2 separate regions of the Homo sapiens genome follow, and region 1 is linked to region 2. Evidence: read pairs that join two places in POLR2A ChIA-PET (ENCODE). Cell type or tissue: Panc1. All regions are shown on one strand. Links, peaks and the distances in the headings refer to the core of each region. The heading gives the core; the rest is flanking DNA.

Region 1 (8,528 bases), core at 1,731-6,730, 230 kb after region 2:
GTGTGATGATGTGGCCTGTCACTGAGGATGGCTGTTTCCATGTCCATCAGAATAAACCTCTTCAGAGGCACAGCCACCTGCTCAGAGCGATGCAGCAGGGAGGCACTAGGGCTCTTTGCAAGGACAGGCCTGTCACCTACCATAACGGTAAACCTAAACTTCTCCTCTGCTGGATGCCTCACTCACCGGGGTCTGTCTCAGATAAACAGGAACAAATCCAGCTCGTTTCCAGAACCTGCAAAGATACAAAGACAGTAGGTCACTGTGTGTGGCCTCTGGGGAGTGGCTGATAGACACACAAGGGCAAGAGCCAGGAAGAGCACGCCACAAATAGCAGGCTAGCACCGATACCAGCTACCAACAGAGACACACAGCCCACAGAACTCTTCTTTCTCAATGCCAAGGAGTGATGCCGTGGAAGGAGGGCAGGCACTTACTTGAGGAGCCTGGGGGTCAAGCCATAGGAAACACCCAGGTAATCCAGGCGTTCGGCAGGCCTCTCATTCAATTTGAGGAGTAAAGGAGGCAGGTCCTTCCGGGGAGTGATGACCTCTTCCAACAAGCTGACAGCCTGGGAAGATGCCAAGGAGAGAACACAGTCCATTCAGCAGAGGGAGAGAGACATCGTCAAGCACCCTGCCGCAGCGCACTCTGGACTTAGCACAACAAAAACTGGGAGAGGTTTCTTGGTTTATTGCTGTGGTTTTCAAACTATGAGAACACCGGAGTCAAGCAATCATTCTCAAAACACCTCAACATGCATAGAATCACACTGCTTCAGACCTCTAGAATGCAGGAAGACAGCCAAAGAGTTTAGAAACGACTGACAGAGGCCGGGAGTGGTGGCTCATGCCTGTAATCCCAGCACTTTGGGAGACTGAGGCGGGTGGATCACCTGAGGTCAGGAGTTTGAGACCAGCCTAGCCAACATGGCAAAACCCCATCGCTACTGGAAATACAAAAATTAGCTAGGCACGGTGGTGTGTGCTTGTAGTCCCAGCTACTCAGGTGGCTGAGGCAGGAAAATTGCTTGAACCTGGGAGGCAGAGGTTGCAGTGAGCTGAGATCACGCCATTACACTCCAGCCTGGGAGACAGAGCAAGACTCCATCTCAAAAAAAAAAAAAAATGCCCAACAGATTTACAAAGGGACAGGCAGGCTCCTGTGATCCAGCATGAAGTCCAGGTTCTATCACCTGACAGCCTTAGGAAGTGACAAACCTCTGAGCTTGAACTTTTTTTTTCATTGCTTGAGACAGGGTCTGGCTCTGTCACCCAGGCCAGAGTCCAGTGGCGAGATCACAGCTCACTGCAGCCTCAACCTTGGGGTTCAAGCAATCTTCCCACCTCAGCATCCCAAGTAGCTGGGACTACAGGCGTGCACCACCATGCTCGGCTAATTTTTGTATTTTTTGTAGAGATGGAGTTTCGCCATGTTGCCCAGCTGCCTCAACTTAAATAAAAGCCCCTTGTCTAGCTCTCAAATATACATACTATGAAAATCAATGAATGCACATGAAAGGCTGTCACAGTTACTAGTATTAGTCATTCTTATCAAGGAATGACAGAACTTCCCTTAGTCTGGTGTAGGATGAAAGAGATTATAGAGCAGTGATTCTCAAACTTGAATGAGCATCAGAATCACCTGAGAATCTTGTTAAACTACAGATTACAGGGTCTACCCCAGAGTTTCTGATTCAGTAGGTCTGGAGTGGGGCTCAAGAATTTACATTTTTAACAAGCTGCCAGATGATCCCAATGATACTGATCTGAGGATCTAAAGTGTTCGGTAGGAGAAAGCAGCAGAAGAAAATGAGAGAGGGGTCCAAAGCTCTGGACTGGTTTTTGTTGATGCCCCTAAAAACCCAGAGAATTATCCTCCCAAGAACCAGGACACAGGAGGTCTGTCGAAAGATGCTTACCTCGCTGCTTACGGTGTGAATTTCCTGTGGTGTCTCAAGGACCTTTTCCTCCAGACAAGGAAACCTGCCTTCATAGTACATCTGCAGCAGCTGCAGAGCACGGCTGCCATAGCCCATCTAGGAGCAAACGTGAAGGGGAAGAGGCCGAGGGAAGAGAGCTGCTCTCAGTCTAAGCCACAGTGACTCCCCTGCATTGCTTCTAGAGAACCTTCCCTCCCTGTCAAACAGCACGGGGCAAGAGAACCAATGAAAACCCTGAGTGAGGTCAAAGCAGAGACACTTAAGACTGAAAGTAGTGTGACCCGAGTTCTTAACACTGGTCTAGCTCATCAAGAACAGCCACTTGAGGGTAAGGATGGCTGTGCTTTCTGGTCTCCAGATGGGCAAGCCCAAATGAGAGGCAGTTTCTGTACCATTGCCTGAAAAGGAAGTTTCTACAGCCAATTACTCAGTGAGGTGTTCTAAGAAGGTAATTTTGTTATGCAGGTCTGGTTCACAAGTCCTCGTTCTCACAAAGGAAGAGTGAGCATATGCCATCATCCTGTCCACCCACCCACCCCGAACCCTGGCTCAATTCTCCAGAGCAGGGAAGTGCCTACACTTCACTTGCTTCTGCTTGACCAGCTTCTTATTCCAGCCACCAAGTACCCCCACCCTAAAGCACCGCCAGCAACACGGCTTCAGGGGAGCCTGAGGACACATTACCCCTTGATAATCTGGGTGAACAGCAATGCGAACGACCCTTCCACCAGACAGACCACCAAAGTCTGGATCTTGGAACTGTGTGGGAGACACAAACCAGTAACTTAGCAACACAGACATCTTTGGACACCACCAGCTTCCCTCAGACACACCAGGGAAAGCCCGTCACCTGTTCTGACACTGTCCATGGAATCAGGTCCCCTGAAGCCTTCTTGCCTCGAGACAGACTGTTCAAGATGGACTGGCGAGAAATCTCCCCTTCAAGGCACACCTGTGGGGGAAGCAGGACAGTGCAGGCAGAAAGGCCAACTCTGATACAGAGCCCACTCACAGAATATAGCTTGTTTCTCGAACTAGGCCAGTTGTTTCCACCCCCATGTTCAGGTTTAACCCTGACACTGACACATCCATTCCCCCCGCTCTTTTGAGATGGAGTCTCACTCTGTCGCCCAGGCTGGAGTGCAGTGGTGCTATCTCGGCTCACTGCAAGCTCTGCCTCCTGGGTTCATGCCATTTTCCTGCCTCAGCCTCCCGAGTAGCTGGGACTACAGGTGCCTACCACCACACCCGGCTTATTTTTTGTATTTTTTTTTTTTTTTTTAGTAGAGAAGGGGTTTCACCGTGTTAGCCAGGATGGTCTTGATCTTCTGACCTTGTGATCCGCCCGCCTCGGCCTCCCAAAGTGCTGGGATTACAGGCGTGAGCCATGGCGCCTGGCCTGACACATCCATTCTTAACAGGAGCTTAATTACCAGGCCCCATGTTACAGGGCAGAAGACTGACAGCCTCCTGACCCAAAAAGTAAAAGCCACATTAGAAGAGAGTCTCTATGTATGCTGTGCGTGTGTGAAGGCCATCAAGACACAGGATGCTCATGAGGCTCTGTACAGAACAGCACAAGTTCAAAATAACTAAAATGTCTAACAGGTGAATGGTTGAACAAATCATGGTACATGTATATAATGAAATACTACACAGCTTTAAAACTTATGTAGATTATGAGTGTTTTATACACTGCCTAAAAATAAAAGCAGATTACTATGTATATGAAAAGGAAAAGTGATATAGAAATGCATAAATACATCCATGCTAGGCATTAAAAATTTGTTCCCCAATCTGTAGCCTCTAATTCAAAATGCACCATGTATTGCTTTTGTAATAAAGGGAGAAAACAAACAAGTCTGTTTGTGGAAGAAGCTGTGAGTCAAAATAAGAGAGCGGTCGGTTCTGGCTTTTCCCCGTCCGTCAACAGTGGAGCTTTGGGTGTCTAGTGGCGCTAACCTCTTCCAGTGCACCCTAGTCACCTGTCTCAGCAGACCCAGCCCCTTGGTTCCAGACCAGGACTCCACAGTTTCAAAACTCCCACAATGCAGTTATTAAGCCACTAATTCCTGATGCCTCAGTGGTTCCCCAAATCACTGCCACAAGGACGCCTCTGCTCCTATACCTGGATAACAGCAAGCACTTCTGGAAGGGCATTCTGGGTGGGGGGCACGGGAGGCAGAAGGCAGAAGAGATGGTGAGCAGGTGCATCGGAGAGCATCTGGAGATCATTGGGAGAGTTCTGTGGAAGCCAAACACGGGTCAGTGAGAAGCACTCTTCCTCTTGCCCTTTACGCAAAAGGTTCGATTCAGAACCACAGGATGACTGCAGTATGGCCTTCTCCAAAGCCAAGTGAGGAGCAGAAGTCCAGCAAAGCACCTTTCTAGTATTTTGGCAAGCCTGAGACTCTTCATAACAGGTTAAGTGGAACTTAGCCTCAAATGCCTACTGTCCTCTCACCCCGAGCACTGAGGCTGGACAGAAGAAGAGAATTTATTTAGCACTACTTATTTCACAGCTAGGAAGTGAACTTTTTACAGATAAGAGGCTGCTATTTCAGGAAAAACTGTCACCACTTCTAACACCAACTCTTCAAGCCTTCCATTAAAAGCTGTTCATAAAAATACTATCTAGACATTCAAAAAGTATCCTTTTTAACCAACCCTTTTGTTTTTAAGAGTCTCAGATATTCTAAACCCTCAAATTCACTGTTCCATAAAAGTAGCCCAGAGCTATAAAGCTGGTCTCAGGTCAAACTGCACCACCGGGCCACAACTGCAATGTCACCTCATCCTATCAGTTTAGTAGGCAGGCAAGAAATGAAAGCACTCCTTTAAAAATGGACACAGCTTTCCACCCTGTCCCGTTACTGCATGGAGCTACATGCTCTATACCTACACACAGCAAGATCAGTGGAACTCATCAATGTCCCAATGGAACAGTCACCTAAGCCATTGGGTAATAAAATATGCAAATCAAGTAAAAGGGGACTGCCAAATGCTGAAGCTCCCTGCTACCATTCACACAAGGGCTAGCTGCAGTTACCTTGTAGTGAGAAGCCACGTAGAGGGCCATAAGCCGTTGGAGGAAAACTTCAGAGGCCTTGTGGTAGCAAAAGAGGGTATCTCTATTAACATAGTACCTGGGTCTGGAGTTAAGAAACCAAAACAAAACAAATAGCCGAAGACAGGTCATACTACTCTCTGGAGGCAGAACAAATTTCCGTAGCTGGGAACAGGAGCTCAGTGTCCTAAGCAGAAACACATAAAAGAAGGAAGAAGAGGGCCAGGCGCGTTGGCTCACACCGGTAATCCCAGCACTTTGGGAGGCTGAGGCAGGCAGATCACAAGGTCAGGAGTTTGAGACCAGCCTGACCAACATGGTGAAACCCTGTCTCTACTAAAAATACAAAAATTAGCCAGACGTGGTGGCTGGCACCTGTAATCCCAGCTACTCAAGAGGCTGAGGCAGGAGAATCACTTGAACCCGGGAGGCAGAGGTTGCAGTGAGCTGAGATTGTGCCACTGCACTCTAGCCTGGTGACAGAGCGAGACTCCATCTCAAAAAAAAAAAAAAGAAAGAAAAAAAAAAAAGGAAGAGAAAAAGGAAATTGAAAATGTTCAACTTTCCCCTTTCTCTAGAGCAGCATCCTATGAAACAAAGGACTCAAGTCCTTTGAATTCTTTCACCGCCCCTCTCCTTTTCACAGGGCCAGTGAAACCCAGAGGAGGATACAGTTCACAAGCTTCAGGCAAGGGGCAGCCTGAGACTATCCGAGTGATGTTGAGGCAATCCAGGCACAGCAAGTCATTCAGCCACTTCTCCACTGCATCCCCAGGGGCGTATCGGATTGACTCCTGGAGGGAAACCTCATACAGTGTCCGCGCTGCTCCCCACAATCACACACACAAAAGAAGAAACAATGATTAAATATGTATTGTCTAAAAAAGCAAGGAAAAATGTTTCACTTTATATTTGTCCCATGGTGGCCAGAGACGTGTGGTAAGAATTTAAACTGGGTGGTTTAAAATTGTTTTTGGTGGATATTCAACTTGCCACGATACCAACCCCAAAGGGATCTCAATGCAACCATGCCCTGAGACAAGGACACACAAGGGCCCCACCATCAGAAGGCCCTAGTCTGGCTCCCATCTGGTCACTGGACTGCTGTTCCTCCGAAAAAAGCTACTTCTCCTCTTGGGGACTCAACCTCTCAGCCTGATGGTGGGAAGGTTTGGTGCTTCCCATGATGTCACAGGGGAAGCGAGGATCAGTAAGACTGAAGGGCCTTGCTGTGAACCGCGGGACCCGGGTCAGGTTCTGGGGTACCTGATGCCAATCTGGCTGTCGTCGTGGTCTTATTCTCAGCAGTGGTGCTGACCTGGCTCTGGGCGCTCTGTTGACGGAGCTGCTGAATTAGCTTGAGGGACAGTGACCGGCCAGTGCCCTCATAGCTAGAAACAAAGGCAAAAGGAATCAGGCACAAGGTCCCAAATCCACTGTCTAGGAGGGGACAGAGAGCTGCTTTCCTCCACCTGCTGAAACACCAGACCCCTGCTTCCCCCAGGACAGCCTTGCTCATCTCTGAACTTCCAGCATAGCAGGCACCTGTCCAAAGGAGGCAGGGTGGCACGGTGGCTGAGCTTGGGGCCACCCAGGCCTGGGCTCACGTCCTGGCTCATCTACTTAGTATCTTTGGGCAAGGAGCTGAATCTCTTTTCGCCTCATCTTCAAGAGGGGATTATTCTATACACCTCACAGGACTGTGATGTGAACTTAAAAAATAAGGACTGGAAAAAGGATGTAAGTAAAGCCTTTAGCATAAAGGCTTTAGGCAGTTTTAGTGAAGCTGGAACAAAGTTAAATGGTCAACTAACGGAGCTGCTTTTAGAAGTACGGTGCATAAGGAAATGAACTGAGAACATTTCCAGTTTGGAAAATAAAACAAATCCACCACCTCAGTAATTCTTTTCATTGCTATGCCCACTTATAAGGTGACATAAAATAGCTAAAAAATGTTGAGAAAAAAATTAAATCACCTATAATCTGATAACTCAATCAGCTTTCATTGTTGAGTTTTCTTCTCCTTGTCTTTAGTCACAGGCATATGTCACCACAGGGTACACACAGCACTTTTCATTACATCATTTCATAGTACTCATTATTATATTCAAAGACTGTAAAATACTTCCTCTTACTCAAATAATGATAAAAGCTAGATGTTTTATGCCCACTCTCCACACCACATAACAAAGCTCTCCCAAAAGTATCCTATTTATTTATTTAAGAAAAAAGAGTAAGCACAAGCAACAAAACTTCAAAACTTTTGTCGTTAAAAGACATTATTATAAAGAAAGTGGCCGGGCATGGTGGCTCATACCTATAATCCCAGCACTTTGGGAGGCCGAGGCGGGTAGATCACCTGAGGTCAGGAGTTTGAGACCAGCCTGACAAACATGGTGAAACCCCGTCTCCACTAAAAATACAAAAGTTAGCCAGGCATGGTGGTACACACCTGTAATCCCAGCTACTCAAGAGGCTGAGGCAGGAGAAATGGGTTGAACCTGGGAGGTGAAGGTTGCAGTGAGCCAAGATTACACCACTGCACTCCAGCCTTGGCGACAGAGTCAGAGTCTGTCTCAAAAAAAAAAAAAAAAAAAAAAAAAAGAAGAAGAAGAAGAAAGTGAAAAAACCCATAGAATGTGAGAAAATTTTTGTAAATCATATCTGAAAAGGGACCTGGTATCAAGAATATATAAAGAACCCTTACAAATCATTAATAAAAAAGACAACCCAATTGGAGAGATGAACAGAGGATACGAATACACATTTCTCCAAAGAACATACGTGAGTGGCCAATACGCACATGTAAAGATGCTAATATCATTAGTCACCAGGAAATGCAAATGAGAATTATAACGAGAGGTCACTTCACACCTATTAGAATGGTTATAACCACAAAGATACATAATAAGTGTGTGAGAGGATACAGAAAAGTCAGAACCCTCATACTGCTGGTGGGAACGTAGAATGTGCAATTGCTTTGGAAGAGTCTGGCAGCTCCTCGCATGGTCTAACATAGAGTTAGCCCAATAGTTTCACTCCTAGGTGTATCCCTAAGAGAACTGAAAAACATGTCCACGCAAAAATCTGCACGCTAATGTTCAAAGCAAGATTATTAATAATATCCAAGAGGGAGAAATAACCCAAATGTCCACCAACAGATAAATGGAAAAATAAAATGTGGTATATCTATACAATAGAATACTATTCAACCATAAAAAGGAATGAAATACTGATACATGCTACAAGTCAGTCATGGAAGACCACATATTTTATAATTCCATTTATATGAAATGTCCAAAATAGGCAAATCTATGGGTACAGAAAGTAGATTAGTGACTCCCTAGGGTTGGGGGGTGTGGAGGAACTGGAGGAGGATGCACAGGCTTTCTTTATGGGGTGATAAAAATGTTCTAAAATTGGTTGTGGTGAGCACGGTTGCACAACTCTGTGAACATACTAAAAACCATTAAATTACACATTTTAAATGGATAGATAGTACAGTATGTGAGTTATATC
Region 2 (8,528 bases), core at 1,389-6,388:
AATGTTGGCTGTACTTAATTATACATTTAGTATAATTAAGATATGTCCCTTCTGTGCCAATTTTACTGAGGGTTTTAATCATAAAGAGATGCTGGATTTTGTCAAATGCTTTTTCTGCATCTATTGAGATGATCAGGTGATTTTTATTTTTAATTCTGTTTATGTGGTGTATCACATTTATTGACTTGAGTATGTTAAACCATCCCTGCATCCCTGGTATGAAACACACTTGATAATGATGGACTATCTTTTCAATATGCTGTTGGATTCAGTTAGCTAGTATTTTGTTAAGGATTTTTGCATCTATCTTCATCAGGGATATTGGTCTGTAGTTTTCTTTTTTTGTTATGTCCTTTCCTGATTTGGGTATTAGGGTGATACTGGCTTGTATGATTTAGGGAGGATTCCCTCTTTCTCTATTTGTAGAACAGTGTCAGTAGGAATTTGATCCAGCAATCCCACTACTGGCTATCTACCCAGAAAAAAAGGAGTCATTATATGAAAAAGATACTTGCACACACATGTTTATAGCAGCACAATTCACAATTGCAAAAATATGCAACCAGCCCTAATGCCCATCAATCAACACATGGATAAAGAAATTGTATAGATACACCATGAAATACTACTCAGCCATAAAAAGGAACAAAATAATGGTATTTGCAGCAACCTGGATGGAATTGGAGACCATTATTCTAAGTGAAGTAACTCAGGAATGGGAAACCAAACATTGTATGTTCTCACTCATAAGTGGGAGCTAAGCTATGAGGACGCAAAGGCATAAGAATGATATAATGGACTCTGGGGATTTGGGGGAAAGGAATGGGGGGGGTGAGGGATACAAGACAACAAACTGGGCACCTTGTATACTTCTCAGGTGATGGGTACACCAAAATCTCAGCAATCACCACTAAAGAAGTTACTCATATAAGCAAACATCGCCTGTTCCCCAAAAACCTATGGAAATAATTCTTTTTTTTTTTTTTTTTTTTTTTTTTTTTGAGACAGAGTCTCACTCTGTTGCCCAGGCTGGAGTGCAGTGGTGTGATCTCGGCTCACTGCAACCTCCACCTCCCAGGTTCAAGTGATTCTGCTGCCTCAGCCTCCTGAATAGCTGAAATTACAGGTACACGCCACCATGCCCAGCAAATTTTTGTATTTTTAGTAGAGACAGGATTTCACCATGTTGGCCAGGCTGGTCTCGAACTCCTGACATCAGGTAATCCACCGACCTTGGCCTCCCAAAGTGCTGAGATTACAGGCGTGAGCCACCTCGCCCGGCTGGAAATAATTTTTTTAAAGGCTACTATCTGAACTCTGAAGACCACTTCCTCCAGTCCCATCTGCAATTCAGCCATCCATCCCTGTGCTGCAGCTGTCTACAATCATTCCTAATATTAAGCACCCTTGCTTAAGGGCAGACAGAGACATTTTCAGATTTTTTAAAGAATTTATCATTAGGAATAGTTATGTGGTTCCAGATCTATCCTCTTGGGAGATTCAAAAGTTGTTTGTTTGTTTGTTTGTTTGTTTTTACTTTAAATCCTGCTCATGAGTTTTAAAAAATGGCTTCTTAGGTGCAAGTTCATAGCTAAATGATTGAGAGTGCCACCTGCCGGGAACACCTGAAATTCCTGGACTTGCATATTGAATTGCAAGTTTCCTGGACCCAAAGCATTTGAATCAAACTGAGACCCTCTGGTTACAAATGAGGACTCAGTCTCTACGGCTACAGAATTTGCATTTTAAAACAGTTTTGGGGTGCCTTGAGGTTTAAGAAACAAATGTCTTAGTTCCCAAACTTGCCTGATAAGAATCACCCGGGAATTTTTGTTTGTTTGAGACAGCGTCTCATTCTGTCCCACCCCAGAGTGTAGAGACACAATCGTAGCTCACTGCAGCCTTCAATTCCTGGGCTCAAGCGATCCTCCCACCTGAGCCTCCCAAGTAGCTAGGACTAAAAGCACCCAACACCACGCCCTCCTGATTTTTGTATTTTTCTTTTGTAGAGATGGAGTCTTGCTATATTGACAAGCTGGTTTTGAACTCCTGGGCTCAAGTGATCCTCTGGCCTTGGCCTCCCAAAGTGCTGGGATTACAGACATGAGCCACTGTGCCCAGCCAGAATGCTTGTTTAAAATATTTTTACTCCGGATCACATTACAGACTTACTGAATTCGTATTTCCAAGAAAGGTGCCTGGGACTTGAGATTTGTATAAAACCATCAGATGAATATTAAAAGCTGAAATAGATTCTCTATACCAGGGTAGAAGAGCACAATTGTTGATTTTGTTTTTTTTTTAAGCAGATAATTGATAACTAGAATATGAAACATCTAGGTCTGGGAATATGGCAACACTACCACAATCAAGTTGTCCCTGGATTCTCTGTCCCATAATTCAGCTCTGTGGTCTTAAGTGCCAGCCCCTTCCCTAAAATTCTTGCCATTAAACCCCAGGCTCCCAGGCTGGGCAGGGTGGCTCAAGCCTATAATCTCAGCACTTTGGAAAACCGGGGGGGGGTGGGGGGGGCGTGGATCACCTGAGGTCAGGAGTTCGAGACCAGCCTGGCCAACATGGTGAAGCCAGGTCACTATTAAAATACAAAGATTAGCTGGGCGTGGTGGCGGGCGCTTGTAGTCGCAGCTAATCGGGAGGCTGAAGCAGGAGACTTGCTTGAACCTGGGAGGTGGAGGTTGCAGTGAGCCAAGATCACACCACTGCACTCCAACCTGAGCGACAGCAGGAGACTCCATCAAAACACACACACACACACACACACACACACACACACACACACAATCAAAAAAACTCCCAGGCTCCCAGTGGCTTCCTCTGATACCAGCTAACACATTTGTGATGCCAACTGCCTGACAGGCAGAGCTCCTGTTGGAAAGCCCTCCTACAACCTATCTTGTTTGCTTTGTGAACGGTTTTATTAGGTTGGTGCAAAAGTAATTGCGGTTTAGCCATTACTTTCAATGGCAAAAGCCACAATTACTTCTGCACTTACCCCAATTTTTTTTTTTTTTTTTTTTTTGAGCCGGATTCTCCTGCTGTTGCCCAGTCTGGAGTGCAGTGGCGCGATCTCGGCTCACTGCAAGCTCCGCCTCCCGGGTTCACGCCATTCTCCTGCTTCAGCCTCCCGAGTAGCTGGGACTACAGGCCCCCACCACCACGCCTGGCTAATTTTTTGTATTTTTAGTAGAGACGGAGTTTCACAGTGTTAGCACTTACCCCGATTTTCTCCTGTGAAGCAATGTCCTAGGTTTGGAACTACCTTTGGGATCGCATTGTGTCCAAAAGAACCAAATTCCAGCTTTGGGCAATGGTCAGATACTGAAACTGACCAGTCCTAATATCTATCTGGATTTGGTCCAAGGTCCTGCCCTATCACAACTACTTGAGCGAACACATAAGATGTGTCATTGTCTTCATAAGACACAGAAGATAGTCATTGTCTTCTCTTCTTCAAGTTAAATAAAAAGTCCCAGTTACTTTAAAATAGCCTGTGGTATTTGAAAAAAAAAAAAAAAAAACTCTCTGCACAGTTAAGCCCAGGACCAGGATAGCATGGGTTACAAGAAATACAAACAGAGCCTTAAATATTGTAGGTCATGAGTATAGTAGAGGGAGAAACAGAATGCAAAATTTCCCAAAGTTAACCACAAAATTCAATTCTTTTTTTTCTTTTCTTTTTTCTTTTTTTTTTTTTTTGTAGGCCATCTCATGAGACTAGCCATCCTGCGGAACATACCTTGGGGAAGTATTTTTTTCTTCTTCTTTATAACCATTTTGGGGCTTTGTTTTGAATTGTCTGTGTTTTTCTTTAGTCGTGAGATTCAGAACAAATACCTGTGTCAGGAATGGGCTAATCTAGGTTGCACAGGATGGAGGAGACTTTACAGTTTCCACACCATTGGTTTCTTTTTCAACAACTGAGTGTTCTGTTTGATCAACTTCAAAGCAGCTCTGCTAACCATAACACTCCTGTTTACCACGTTTCTCAGCTTTCCTTGCATTCCACAGTATTTCCTTCCTTATGTTTGACCCATTTCTCCCCCAGATGTACCAACCCGCATAGTGAGTCAAAGAACTGACAATGGCTTTTGGTCAGTGGTTTTCCAGTAGCTCTGCAAAGTTTTGGGCTTCCACTGAGTTTCTCAGAAGCTGCCTGAAAATTCATGAATTGGCTCTAGACCCTTCCACCCACAACCCCAAATCAAGCTTTCTGCTTCTTTGTATTTCATATCAAGGCCTGTGTAAGACTGGAAAAAGGGATTTCTCAACTCGGCAATTTGAAAACGACTCATTTAAGTTATCACCTGTTCTCAGGCATATTATGTTAAGTGTCCAAAGAACAACCCAGATGGTTTTCATAATACCGCGATGTAGCAAGCAATGCTTTTGAAATCATCTCTGTGCTCCCTGCTTAGTGACTCTCTAACCCTTGCAGGAGGAGCTATGGAAGCCCCACTTCATCCCAGATTCTGAGACAAGCCTGGCACCTGTCAGCAAATAGTTAAGGAGTTCCCAAACCAGTAAGTTAAGGAGTCCCAAACCAGTAAGTGCCTCAGAGATTCAGGACGTGATTACGCTGCCTGCTACTCCTGACCTGGCTCTGAAAACCTTGTGTCCAAACCCCCGCCTGGAAACCCACAGTCCCAATAACTGAGTCCCTGTCTTGACTCTCTGCACCATCCTTCAGTTCCTACAGGCTCAGCCTTTCCTTGCCCCCTCCCCCAAGGTTTTGGAAATTAGAGTCTTCTACCAGCCACTCTGGTAGGGGCCTGTTTGCTGAATGCTATTTACCACCCGTGTTCTTATCAGTTGCCAGGGCTAGGCACTGTTTGATGTCTGGTTCTGAGCCATTTCTGGTTTGATCTGCTCTCCACCCTGACCTTCCCACTCATCTAAGCAGCTTATTGTCTCTGCCAAGCCCAGACTTAGATTGTCTTTAAAAATCCAAATTTATGGCCAGGTGCAGTGGCTTACACCTGTAATCCCAGCCTTTTGGGAGGCCGAGGAGGGTGGATCACCTGAGGTCGGGAGTTTGAGACCAGCCTGACCAACATGGAGAAACCCTGTCTCTACTAAAAATACAAAATTAGCTGGGCATGGTGGCGCATGCCTGTAATCCTAGCTACTCGGGAGGCGGAGGCAGGAGAATCGCTTGAACCCGGGAGGCGGAGGTTGCAGTGAGCTGACATCATGCCATTGCACTCCAGCTTGGACAACAAGAGTGAAACTCCATCTCAAAAAAAAAAAAAAAAAAGAAAAAAAAAACAAATTTATATGTATCTATGTAAATAGAGGGGCCTCCTCTTCCCTGAGCCTTGAACAGACAGCAGACCCTGGACCTTGCATACATAGGAGCTGGTTCTATGTCCCCAGGACTTGTCTGCCTTTAGCTACCCTTAGGGACAAACCTACCTCCTCACCATGTACTCTCCCACCAATTCAACATGGACTGTGATGTCTTGACAATGGAAGGATGTCTTACTCCTTACACATGGGCTGAGTTCACATCCCATTTAAGACTTTGTATATGCCTTTTCCAAATGGTTTTCTTTGTCCAAGGCCCTAACATTTATCTCCTTTCCTAACATTGCGCTGTGGCGCTGTGACCTAACAATGGGCCACTGTGTTCTGCCATCATTTTGGAAAAACTTCTCTAACAACCATCATTCTTATTTCTCACCTCTTAGGATCATTGGCCTCATTGAGATCTTCACGAAGGCTATAGACCCGTGCTGTCCACTATGGTAGCACTAACTACTTATAGCTATTCAAGTTTAAAATTAAATTAAAGGCTGAGGCAGGAGGATCACTTGAGCTCAGGAGTTCGAGACCAGCCTGGGCAACATGGCAAAATCCTGTCACTATCAAAAATACAAGGAATTAGCTGGGCGTGGTGGCGTGCACCTGTGGTCCCAGCTACTCAGGAGGCTGAGGTGGGAGGACCACTTGAGTTAAGGAGGCAGAGGTTGCAGTAAGCCAAGATCATACCACTGCACTACAGCCTGAGTGACAGTGAGACCCCATCTCAAAAATAATTAATTAATTAAAATTTAAGACTCAGTTCTTCAGTCACAATAGCTAGATTTCAAGTTGCAGCCACAAGTGGTTAGTGGCTTCTGTATTTGATAGCACAGATATGGAACCTTTTTCTTTATCTCAGAAAGTTCTATCAGACAGTCCTGCCTAGAGGCATTGACCCTCTCTCCAGAATATGCAAATATGTACTCATATTAAAAATGTTGTAGGCAATTTTAGGTGATTCAAAGACACTCCCCACTTCCTAAGCCCACCTCCCCAAGGTGTTAGGAACCCCTTTCTGATGTGGGTGGGGGCTGGGCATAGTGGCTCATGCCTGTAATTCCCACACTTTGGGAGGCTGAGGCGGGCAGATCACTTAAGGTCAGAAGTTTGAGACCAGCCTGGCCAGTATGGTGAACCCGTCTCTACTAAAAACACAAAAATTAGCCAGAAGTGGTGGCACATGCCTGTAGTCCCCACTACTTGGTAGGCTGAGGCAGGAGAATCTCTTGAACCTGGGAGGTGGAGGTTTCAGTGAGCCGAGATAGCACCACTGCACTTCAGCCTGAATGACAGAGTGGGACTCTGTCTCAAAAATAATAATAATATGGATGGGGAGCACATGACTCTCCTAAAGTCTATGGAGGAGGCAGGTATCAGGAAAATCTCAGTTCAGATGTCAGTAATCCTTTTCCCTTAACACACAGTCTTAAGCACCTGCTGGTTCCTTGAGAGTTTAAAAAGAAACCTAGCTGTTCATTACATTGCCCCATTCATCCTGTTAGTTTCATTCATTCACTTATTCAATATTTATTGAGCTCCTACTTTACGCTCATACTGACCTAGGCAATGGGATACAAAAGTGAACTCAATGGAGAAGATCCCTTCCCTCATGGAGCTTATATTCTTGTAGGACAGAAAGACAACCAACAAACAAGCAGGTAATGCTCTCTGCTCTATAAACTTAGTTTTCTCCAATTAATTTCAAATCTATTTCTGTAAGCCTGAACATGTTAATTCTCTGCTTAAAGACATTCCCTCCTGACTAGGAGAGTTGATTAAAACCACCTGTGGGAGTTAAAGATCTACATCTGCCAAATGCACTGAAGGTGATCCACAAACTAAATTAAAATTTGGCCACTCTCCAAAGTCAAGGCCATAATCTACCTTTCTCATGAGACAGTTCTGTCTGTAAATAGTTGGGATTATAACACCCTCACTTTCAAGGTAAATTCCAGGGTATTTTATCTCCTAATTTCCAGATTGTTTTTGATTGTGTAAGCACATAGAAGACCTCACACCAGGTAAAGTTTCTAAAGTTTACTTCAAGCTACCTCTGTTACATGATTTTTGCGTGGGTAATCCGAGATCTGCTTCTTAATTGTCAACTCCACTTGGAATTGTTCCAATGTTTGCCAGTGTTCTGTTATGTTCTTTTCTCCTTGTCCAGCTTAATGACAGCTGTTTTTCTTCAAAAACAATGTTTCTTCAAAAATAATGTTTGGGTAAGGCCCGAGTTGGGATGACATTTTCTCTTAATATAATTTGCATTCTTAAAATCAAACACATTACCAGCAGATTGGCTTAACTGAACACATGCACGTATATATAAGAAACCATGTCCTTTCTTTCCTTGACCCAAAGTTTTGTATTTCACCACACTGGCCAACTCCCAAAAGTTGAACTGAAATCAAAGAATTGGTTCATTCTAAGATGGCTGGATATATATATATATATATATATATATATATATATATATATATATTCATCTCTATCTATCTTCCTCCTATTCTTTTTCCCATATCACACAAAACACAAACACAGACACATTCTGGGTTTACTTGGTACTGCCAGTCCTCAGGCTGACTAGAAGACTGAGGAAAATTTGAAAGACAAGAGATCTATCTACAGTCTTTCCTAACTTCCTAGTCCCTTTACCAGATTTTTCCATGAGGATTTGTCTTCCTTTTTTCCTTGAGGAAGCCAACTCTTGAGGGCTACAAAACACTTATTTCAGCATGTGTCTCTAAAAGATAAGAACATTTGATAAATATAACCACACTACCATTACCACATCAAAAAAAAAAAAACAGTTATTCTTTAAGAGCAAACATCGAGGCAGTGTTCCTAATGGTTTCATAATGTCAAATGTTTACTGGCTTTTTAAAACAAATTCAAAATACACATAAGTTCCACACCTTGTAATTGGTTATTATGTCTTTCAAGTCTCTTTAAATGTGTAGGTCTTCTCTCCATCTCTTTCTTTCCTTGAAACTTATTTATTAAAGAAACTCAGTTGTTTGTTCAGAAGCATTTCCCATGGCTGAATTTTGCATAATATATCTTCATGTTGCAGGTCAACATTCACAGGATTCTCAGATTCAGTTGGAGGCATGTTTGATTATCTACACTTTAAGTCATCAAGTAATTTGAATATATTAATATAAATCCCATAGGCTCTTTTTCCCACTCCAGATGATTCCTCCAAT

The links. Peaks named below come from ENCODE experiments on the same cell type or tissue, not always from the same donor. Only the 100,000 strongest peaks of a DNase experiment are listed, where the experiment ranks them.
Region 1: POLR2A ChIA-PET joins it to region 2 with 17 read pairs; 3 of 35 experiments call an interaction of 5 or more read pairs at or near these places.

The regions. Positions count from the first base shown.
Region 1 is chr11:34,128,685-34,137,212 of GRCh38, reverse strand. NAT10 (N-acetyltransferase 10) reads right to left here. Exons shown (of 29, transcript NM_024662.3): 13 at 6,276-6,400; 14 at 5,682-5,832; 15 at 4,992-5,088; 16 at 4,071-4,187; 17 at 2,793-2,894; 18 at 2,627-2,701; 19 at 1,922-2,038; 20 at 438-571; 21 at 187-235. Among named protein-coding and RNA genes, the nearest start is that of NAT10, 27 kb to the right of the region's middle. In Panc1, for the core only: no CTCF peak of the experiment used is centred there; no DNase peak of the experiment used is centred there.
Region 2 is chr11:34,359,802-34,368,329 of GRCh38, reverse strand. No RefSeq gene overlaps it. Among named protein-coding and RNA genes, the nearest start is that of ABTB2, 6.1 kb to the right of the region's middle. In Panc1, for the core only: CTCF peaks have their summits at 1,405 and 1,616 (motif pointing left); no DNase peak of the experiment used is centred there; H3K27ac peaks cover 1,499 bases.